Linked DNA regions of Homo sapiens: region 2 is linked to region 1. A link is a contact called in ENCODE Hi-C or POLR2A ChIA-PET data. All regions are on one chromosome and are shown on one strand. Each heading gives the region's core, a stretch centred on a gene start or an enhancer-like site at or near the end of the contact. The rest is flanking DNA. Distances are from core to core; before and after follow the strand shown. Region 1 overlaps ZNF831 (zinc finger protein 831). Region 2 has its middle 100 kb from the start of EDN3.

Region 1 (4,670 bases), core at 1,421-3,920:
AAAACCCTACAAATCCAGGAAGCAATTTTTAAAAATATTGTTTTCATATTAAAACATACAAAACCAATTACTTTTCAACCATTCATGCAGGGACTTTTAAAAATCAATAACATATTTAATTTGTTTGGACAAAGATGAATGAGAATACATGTCTTTGGTTCTCAGTATTCTCTCTGGGCTGCCCTTTTGGAATCACTGTAGCAAGTAATTCCTGTTGTTGCTTTCTCGATTAGATTGAACGACTATTAAACCTTCTCTGTTCAACTGTAAAACCTCAACATTTTAAGAAACAATCGAAAGTCAGAGGAATGTGCCTGATTTGCCTCTCAAGAAACAATGTCTAATGCCTAGCAGTTGCCCAGCAAACAGCTACTGAATGCATGGATGCTTGAAGGAGTGAAGCTAGCAGGGCTGGATGAAGTGCAAAGAACAGTCGGATTCGTCAAGGCAATGGGGCAATTAGAGTATATCAGATGATCAGGGCATCAGGGTAAGCCATCAGGAGGGAACAAAAGAAGGCTGGGATGGGACGAGGCAGAAGAGGCGCCCCCCCACCCAGTGCTCTTCTGCCCTAGGGTGCAGGAGAGTGTTGGCCTCCTGGAATACATGAGAAGTCAGCTTGGAAGAGGATGCTACCAAACCACGGATGAGAAGCCCATGGGCACCTCAAAGCACCCAGGCGGCGAGGTACCTGGGCTGGTGAGAAGCCGGGCGTGCAGAGCACGCACTTGTTGGGAGGGGAAGCAGGTCTCCAGGAACAAGAGGAAGTCCCCCCACCCGCCACGCACCATCACATTTCCAAGGTGGCTTCTGAAGGCCTCCTGGTGCGAGGGTACTCAAAGTGGGTGCCCTGCTATATTCTCCCAGGGGGAACGGAAAAGAAGGACGTGTTTCCCCGTAATCCATCCACCCCCAAAAGAGCGCTGGCCACACCGGTTTCAGTGTTTGGCTCCAGTGGCCTGGATGTGGGGGTGGTGGATGACAGGGAGAGATGACTCCTTCCTTCCTCCCTCCTGTCCCGTGGCCTCCTGGCAGCCTTTGAAGTAAAGGTCTCAAACTAGCTGACTGTATTTGGGCCCAGATGGGGTATGTGTGCAAGTGCACGTCCGTGCGTGTATGTGTGTTTAAATTAGCACCCTGTAAAAATTGAGAGATTTTATTTAACGTGAAATCTGGGTTCTGCCTTCCCCGTAGAGCTAGATGAATACCAGCCAGCTGGCCTCACCACACAACAGCCAAGGTTATATGATTCAAAGCACTCTTTCAAATTCTAGATATATTTTGTGTAGTGTTACTATCACCCCCATTTTACAGATGGGGAAACCGAGGCACAGAAGAGCTGAGACACGTCCCTAGGATGACATGACTACAGGTGGTGAAACTCGGCAGCGAGCCCGAGTGCTTTCCTCCGAGGCCCGTTCCCGTAGCCGCTGGAGCACCGCTGCCTCTGCTGGGAGGCTGCTGCCGGCTCGTTCCTCCTGCATCTCTCTGTTAAAACGTTTGCTTATTAACATTTTTCCATGTGCTTTTAAAAAACATGGCTAGTTCTGAAAGAGAACCAGTGTGTCTGCAAGCTGGAGAGGAAGGAACCATCGCACACACTTGGCAAGCGAAGGGTCCGGGAGTCCTGGTCACCGTGCAGCGATTGGGAGCCTGCATTTTGCGGCAGAATCCTGGATTCTGCTTTACATCCCTGCGGACAGAGAGCACCCAATAGAGCCTTCGGCACCTCGTTTTGTCCTTTTTCTTCTTTCACCCCCATCTCTCACCCTGGTCCTGGGAAACTGAAATAATGTCCCCCCTCTGACCTCCTCCAAGGCCCCCTTCCTGCCTCCTCCTGTTATCAGCTGGGGCTCCTGCCTCCCCTCTTCGTGAACATTCTTACTCTTGCATTTCTGGGTGGCGTTTATGTGAGGGCAGTGAAACATCATCCACAGGCTGGGGTCGTCTGGTGCGGGGGCCGTGACGACAGTCGCTTGCTCAGCGGGGGGTCCCAGCCGATTTGCAGAAGCCAAGGAACTAGGATCAAAACCCTGCTCTCCCTTCCTTCGGCTTCAGCCTGCTCCCTTGGTTCTACCACGGAAACCCCTACGAACATAAAATAAATTTGTACCGCCAGGTCCCTGGTGTTCAGAGCAGGTGCCCCTGATTGCACGAGTCTGGGGTCCGCCCGCCTCCCTCCCAGACCGGACTCCAGGCCGTGCTGCGCCGCGGAGCGAGGAGGGAGCCGGGCTTCGGCGGTGCCCGCGATGGGCGCTAGGGGGCCCCCGCGGAGCTTGGAAGGCGGCTTTGCTGTAAATCCCAGCCCTCTGCGCTTTCTTCCGGGTAATAAATTCACAAGGCTTGTTTTTTAACCCCCACCAGAGGTTAAAATAGTTTCATAAAAAGTTTTGGTAAATTCATGGGTAACTTTTGAGGTTATGTGAGGTTGTTGTCACACAAAAAAAAAAAAAGAGAGAGAGAAAAACAGAGCCTTTCTTCTCTGCTCCTGCAAGATTGAGGCTTGGCGCCGGCGGGGGCGGAGGGGGCCCGGGCTTTGTGTTCTTCCAGAAGCATCCACGTGGCTAGGCGGCTCTCCAGGCCCCCGGGCGCCCACCCACCAGGGTAGGGGGGTCTCGGGAGCGCCCAGCCAGGGGTCCGCACCCACCCCGCCGCCCGCCCGGGCACCCTGCAGCCTTCCCGAGGCTTCGCTGAGCTCGACCCCCAGCCCAGCTCAGCCCAGCCCGTGGGGCGAGTGGGGTTCGGGGCTCTGCGTTGATCGCTTCCTGCCATGCCCGTGGGAATAAAGCAAAAGTTACAGCCCCTGAGTAGGGGTTAAAAAGAACTTTATCAGATTGATAAGCTGGGAGACAGGAGGAGGCAGAAAGAAAACAGCGCAGTTAAGGGAGGGGGCGTCGCACATTAACTATGATTCAGACTCCAATGCACTGAGTTCATTTTTCAATCTGCCTTTAGGTAGGGGAAAAAAAATAAGGAAATTATGGAAAATTGAGAAATAAACATCTCTGAGAGTGCTTTGCACCCGGGGGTGCTTAACGAACACTTAATAATTTCAAACGCTAGTACTTAGAAAAATGGCTTTTGTCCGTTCCCGGCACGCCAGGTGCCTCCTAGCAAAACCGGAAAGCTGAAAATGACTGAAAATGATCGCTAATGTCTATGTGGAGGGTGGTACAAAAATCACTTGTTCATGTCCTTTGGAAGTTAAGGAAATAAGCAAGCCAAAATTTTAAGAGTTTTAGCAAGGGAAAAACCTTGGAACTGAGCTTGCATTTCTTTTCCTCAACGTATGAACTTGGGCAAGACTCCTAATTAGGACAGGGCTGGCCACACATCACCTCCTGACCCCACGGGGCCATACTGAAAATTAGATGAGGAAAAACATTTGGAGGAAACTCTCAAAATGCTACTGCAGGAAGCAATGGTTGTTTTTGGAGCAGATTCCCCATGCTCCCTGCCAGCAGCCAGCAGTGGGGTGAGGGCCAGTGTGAACTATTTACCTAGAGGACGATGGGGTCCCTACAAGAGCACAGTATTGCCAGGGAGGCCTCTGGGACGAGTTGGAGCTTGGAGGATTATTCCAGTTTCGTCATTTTCTCAACCTGGAGGGCAAGTCTCACCCCGGCAGGAAGAGCACCATAGGCATGCATGTAGCACAAACTCAAGGGCCCAGAATGTACTCCCGAATCCCTACGAGCTCCCTGCTGGGGAAAGTATGGACCTGCACCATTCACTGCCTCCCTCCTTTGGCTTGAAGACGTCTTGTCCAGACCTGGGGGGAAAATTCAGTGTATGCTCACCCCTGCCACCTCCCAGCCATGATAACCACACACTGTAAAGTCCTTTGTAGTTCACACAGCACTTTCACAGTCACTGTCTCATGTAACTTGAGCCTCTCCTCAATCTCAAGGGCAAATGAGTCAGGTATTCCTGGACAGGCTTCATGGGGTTCTTGGGCACCAGATTAAATGAATTATGGACTCAGAAACTCCAGCCCCATTCTACAGATGAGGACCTGAGACAATGAGAAGGAACAAATTTTGCCCAAAGAACTAGTAAAAGTCAAGACTCAAACCAATTCCTCTAAATCCAGAAAGCAAAATTATTTATCCTGTACCAGCCTTGGCCTCAAAGGAGGCTGAGAGAGAAAGGGAAACGTTAGGCTTTCCAAGGTTAATGGAGTAAGGTGGTTGAGGAGACTTTGGAGTGTCTGGCATCAGAAGGAGCAGATTCTTCTTTAAAAAAAACAATAAAAACAGAATTGTGTTCTCAAATTCTAGCTAGATGTTGAGACCTAACCTCTTTCTCTCTGATTAAAAGGGAGGTTAGGAAGGGGTTTAGGCAAGTGTTAAAGATGGAATCAAAACAAGACTTTCTCCATGGCATGATCAAGAGGCTGGAGAGGGAGTTGAGAGGAGAATCACCTTCCCATTATGAGTCAGTGTCACTGAAGGTTTCTCTCTGTAGCCCCTAAAGTTACTTCTCCCCTAGGTTCCACTCACACCTTAGTTAGAATTAATCCTACAGGCTCATCTGCCTCCAAACCAAAAGGGCCTGGCCCCTTGTGAAGACCAGGCAGCAGGTGGGTGTCGGGGAAACAGACCCCGCAAGGCGCACCTGGTGCCTCCGTGATTTTGTTGAGAGTGAGTCTTGCCTTTTGTGTCCCATTT
Region 2 (4,670 bases), core at 899-3,398, 180 kb before region 1:
ATAAAGACAGGTTTTGAGCACTGACCTCACCGGGATGGTGGATGGGCAGGTGAGGACGACGGTGGCTTTGCCTCATCTCCCAGCTGTGACTGAGAGGCCCCCGTGGACCTGGCCCAGTGTGGCTCCATTAGTGGCCTCCCCAGGATCTGGCTAAGGTGGTATATTTTATGGTCCTGTCTATACTGCTGAGCTAATCCTTGTTAACAGGAGACAAGAGGGCATCAGAAAGATTGCCCCGGCCCAGAACTTCTTAGCTGGGATACAGTGAACACAAATCATTTGAATTCCCCACCCAGCAACAGCAGACATTCCCGGCATCCTCCTGAGCCTCTCCACTTGAACGTCTGCAGAGGTATTTATCCCATAACCATCCTGGGGTGGTCGATGCCAGGGAGATCCAGCTCCCCCTCGGCTGGGAGCTGTGCCTGCTTAGTCATAATGATCCCTCCACCGTTTGGACTGCTGCCTCCTGAGAGCCTGTCGGGTACAAAAGCTCTCAAAGCTTCATACTTCATGTGATCTTCCCAGAAGCTCTACCGGGGGGTGTTCTTTTAGACCAGTTCCAGATGGGGAAACTGAGGCACAGAAAGGCAACGTGAGTTGTTCAAGTTCCCCAGACAGTGAGTGGATGGGCAGAGAGTTGAGCCCACGTCTGTGTGCTCAGCCTGTCTCTGCTGCCTCTGGTGAACGAGGCGGGGCTGGACAGATGTGCGGGACCCAGGAGTACAGGAGAGCCCCCTAAGTCTGCACATTCTAGGACAGGAGATTGGAGACAAGTCCCTTTTCTTGGGGTCCTAAGTGGGGTTCACTGTGTCCCTGAAATCAAGGTCTCTTGGGCCCCTAAAAGGAAAGTTTTCTGGAAGCTTCTGGAAAAGTCCCTTGGAATCTGAACATCTACGAGAAGAGGAGAAAGGAAGGGAACATTGTATACAAAGACACCACAGCTGCCCAGTGGGTCAGGGGCGTGCGTCTCTGAGGGTCGGCTTAGACCTGGCAGCTCCGAGCCAAGCAGGGATTCGGGATCCGCACAGCCGGCGGGGGGCCCGGGGGGTGCGACCGCTGTGCTGCCGGCAGTTCCGCCCGCGGCCTCGTGGTGGCGCTGTTGTGCAGCGAGTGAGCGCGGCGCGTGGGGGAGGCTTCGGCAGCGCCGGGGCCCAGAGATCTGCAGACTTCGCTGCGCCAGAGTGGGGGTGCAGCGTGGGGAACAGCCCGCTGGCCCCTTCTTCCTCGGGCCCCGTGCCCCCCACTCAGGTTCCTGGGGCAAAGTCATGGTTGTTGTCATCGCCCCTGATTGAGCCTAGATGAGACGTGGTCCCAGAGACAAGGGATTCAGGGGACTGGAGGAGGGACCCCCGCTGGGGTGGCTCGTTGGGGACCAACTTGCCTGGCACCGAGATACCCTGCCCCGCTCCAGGCCTGGGAGCATCCTAGGAGACTGTGGCCCGGTGTCCTCGGGGGCCTGGCACGGGCTGGGTTCAGTGAAGTGGAGGGTCCCCTCTTTCTGGGCAGGGGCGTCTGGCCGCGAGGGCGTCACGGGGTACATTGAACTCCTGCTGCGACACCTGTGTATCCAGGCCCGGGAGAAGACAGAGCGCCTCCCTGCAAGGGGAGACCGGTTCCCACCTGGACTAGGTGCGGGGACAGGGGGAAGGTCCCTGAGAGGACCCTGGGGACGGAGCAGTGGGAGAAACTTCCTTCTTTCCTAGTGAAAGGCACTGCCTGCCCAGGGTGCAGAGTAAATGGACAGTGACATTGGGCCCAGACAGTGACACAAACACCCTTTTCAGACATGGAAAGGGGGTGCGTGTGACAAAGACAGAGAGCTCTCCTAGCTAAAGAGAGAATAACACAGGCACTCTCTTCTCGTGATAAGAAAATGGGTGACAGTGACCCATGCCCCTTTTTCTAAAGAGCAGGAGGGAGAGCGCCGGGTTTTCAGATTTGCAGGGCGAGTGCGTGCAGGTCCCCAGCCCCTGTAAGGGGTTAAGGTAGGAGATATTTCTGCTGGTGGGAAAAAGCAATAAACTATGATTTTTCCACCAGAGGGAGAGAGAGACAGAGGCAGAGAGAGAGAAAGATTGATTTTTCTTCTTGGAGAAAGCACACACAAGCACGTGTTTTCCTGTGTGCGGGGAGAGACAGAGCAACAGGCAGGGCCGTGTGCACACACCCGTAACATGTGCTACCTGGGGAGTGAGCAGGTACTTATGTTTTCCTAATGTGGTGTGTGTTTCTTGGCTGTGGCAGGGGAAACGTTTCCAAGAGGGAAAGAGAGAAAGAAGAAGAGAAAGAAAAAAAGAGGGAGGGCATTTTCTGCCTGTAACATACACGTATACATAATTTTCTGCAAGCTACAAAATAGTGTTTTTCAAGTGGTGCACACACACTTCCCTAGAGAATGGGAGACATATTTGCTTAGCAGGGGAGCCCGGTGAAGAGACGTGTGTGTGTGTGTGTGTGTGTGTGTGTGCGCGCGCGTGTGTGTCTGTACTGTGTGTGTGAGAGAGAGAGAGGGGAGACAGTGAGAGGGAAAGACAGTGAGAGAAAGAGAAGAATTTTGTTCCCACTTGGAAAAATCACATACGTATTTTTCTGCTTACAGGGAGACAAATCCACACAGAGAGACATTTTTGCTTATAACCACACACCTATGAATGCACACAGAGTTTTCTTCTTTTCCAACGTGTGTTTTTCATATTTTGTGTGTGCTTTCTTGGGGAGAGGGGAGTTATGTTGCCCGGTGATGAAAAGCTTTAGAGAGAGACTTTTCTGAGAGGGAAAAAGAACATTTTCTGCCTGGAGACACATGTATTTCTGTGAGCCGAGAATTTCAAAAGTGTTGGTATTTCAGGTGGTGCATACTTAGTGAGAAAACAGACATTCTGCCTGAGATTGTGTGTGTGTGTGTGTGTGTGTGTGTGTGCCAGTGCACCTCACGTACATGTTTTCCCGCAGAGAAAAAGATGCGTATATTTTTCTGCCTGCAGGAAGAGATAGACTAACAAAGTGAGGGTTTTTTTCCCACTACACACGTGCACACAAACACACACACACACTTTTCTAAGTGTGGAAAGACGGTGAGAGTAGGTTGTTATTTTTTAGGGAAGAATGTATTTCTGCCCAGTGAGTTTTGAAAAGTGACTTTTCTGAGTGAAGATTAAGAATATTGTTATTTGCCTGGAAACAAGCAAGCACATAATTTTCTGCAAGCCCAGAAATAGTGTTTGTTTGCTTGTTTTTCAGGTAGTACATAGAGAAGAGCCACATGTCTGTGTGTGTGTGTGTGTGTGTGTGTGTGTGTGTGTGTGTGTGTTGGCGTATTTTTTCTTTCTGGAAAAAAAAGAACATGTATTTTTTTGCTTGCAGGGAGGCAGCTCAACATGGAGAGACTTTCATCGGCTTGTACCCACAAACACACACACACAAAAACAAACACACAACCACAACCACAAACACACATTTTCCTTCTTGTTGTGTGTGTGTATGTGAGAGAGAAAGAGAGATTTCTGCCCAGTGACAAACCTTTAGAGAGAGACTTTTCTGAGAGACAGAGAATATTTTCTACCTGGAAACATATTTTTCTGAGGGCTGGGGATTGGAAAGTGCTGGTTATTTCAGATGGTAAATACTTAGAAAACAAAGACATTCTGCGTGTGTGTGTGTGTGTGTGCACATGTGTGTACATCTGTGTATATAAGAGAGAGATAGACAGAAAAACAGACAGTAGTTTTTCTGCCTGGAAAAAAAAGATACGTGGTTTTTTGGCTTGCAAAAAAAAAAAACAGACCAAAAGGGAACAGTTTTTCTCACACACACACACACAATTTTCCAATATGAAAAGGAAGTCAGAGTGGGAGTGATCGTCTTCTCTAAAGTGTTTTTCTTGGGGAGGGGAATCATTTCTCCCAGTGAGAAAGTGCTCTGGAGGAAGCAATTTAGGAGGAAAAAAAATCATTTTCTGTCTGGAGACACACACACACAGATTTTCATAAGCTGAGAATTAGAAGAAAAAGAAGTGATTTTTAAGTGGTGACACTTGATGGGCAGGGGGAAGGTTTCTGCCTACGCACGCGCGTGTGTGTGTGTGTGCGCAGACATGGAAAGGCTGACAGGATGTGTACTGACGTGCACACAGTGCTCTTCTGGTTGTGAGTGTGTGCGCGCCTGCTGACTGGTGTGAGTGTGTGTGTGTGCAGGGGAGGGCACGGCAGGTTGTTCAGCCTAGTGACAGAGCACTTTAGACATTTCTCAGGGAGCAACAGTATTTTCTAACTGGAGATAAAGGATTTCTCAAGAGCCAAGAATTGGATAATGACCTTTCAGGTGGTGCAAAGTTATTGAGAGAAGGGGAAACACGTGTGTGTGTGTGTGTGTGTGTGTGTGTGTGTGTGTGTGTGTGTGTGATTTTTCTACCTAGAAAAAGACACATTTGTTTGCAGAAAGAGATGAACCAACGGACATTTTTTTGGCCACGTACATGAGAGTGTGTGCAGGTGCACACACACAGACTTTGCTCAGTGTGAAAAGGGCGGGCGAGTGTGAGTGGGCTTTTCTCTGGTGCGGGAGAGAGTAGAGGGCAGCTTCAGGGACAGACATTTGAGTGAGACAGATCATTTTCTGCCCGTAAACAGACACAAAATATTCCAAGAACTGAGAAATCATGTTCTAGG

The links. A loop is a pair of places that touch in the nucleus more often than their neighbours do. ChIA-PET counts read pairs that join two places held with the same protein, here RNA polymerase II (POLR2A). Pooled maps may share reads with other maps.
Region 2: a loop to region 1 is called in a map of thyroid gland, with 2.7 times the contacts of the local background. The contact joins two enhancer-like sites. A Hi-C loop is called at or near these places in 35 of 168 maps with a recorded cell type or tissue (A673, B cell, CD4-positive, alpha-beta T cell and 25 more), 13 of 37 single-sample maps with no recorded cell type and 34 of 50 pooled maps. POLR2A ChIA-PET finds 5 or more read pairs at or near these places in 3 of 52 experiments (CD4-positive, alpha-beta T cell, Caco-2 and activated CD8-positive, alpha-beta memory T cell).

The regions. Positions count from the first base shown.
Region 1 is chr20:59,220,276-59,224,945 of GRCh38, reverse strand. The region is part of intron 4 of ZNF831 (zinc finger protein 831); the gene reads right to left. Among named protein-coding and RNA genes, the nearest start is that of ZNF831, 59 kb to the right of the region's middle. RefSeq lists a silencer at 2,285-2,354. Within about 2 kb of position 2,670, at least 11 of the 41 ENCODE cell types and tissues checked have a DNase peak (open chromatin) inside an H3K27ac peak, as active enhancers do; they include thyroid gland, where a contact is called at or near this core.
Region 2 is chr20:59,400,314-59,404,983 of GRCh38, reverse strand. No RefSeq gene overlaps it. Among named protein-coding and RNA genes, the nearest start is that of EDN3, 100 kb to the right of the region's middle. RefSeq lists an enhancer at 49-549. Within about 2 kb of position 2,148, at least 3 of the 41 ENCODE cell types and tissues checked have a DNase peak (open chromatin) inside an H3K27ac peak, as active enhancers do; they include thyroid gland, where a contact is called at or near this core.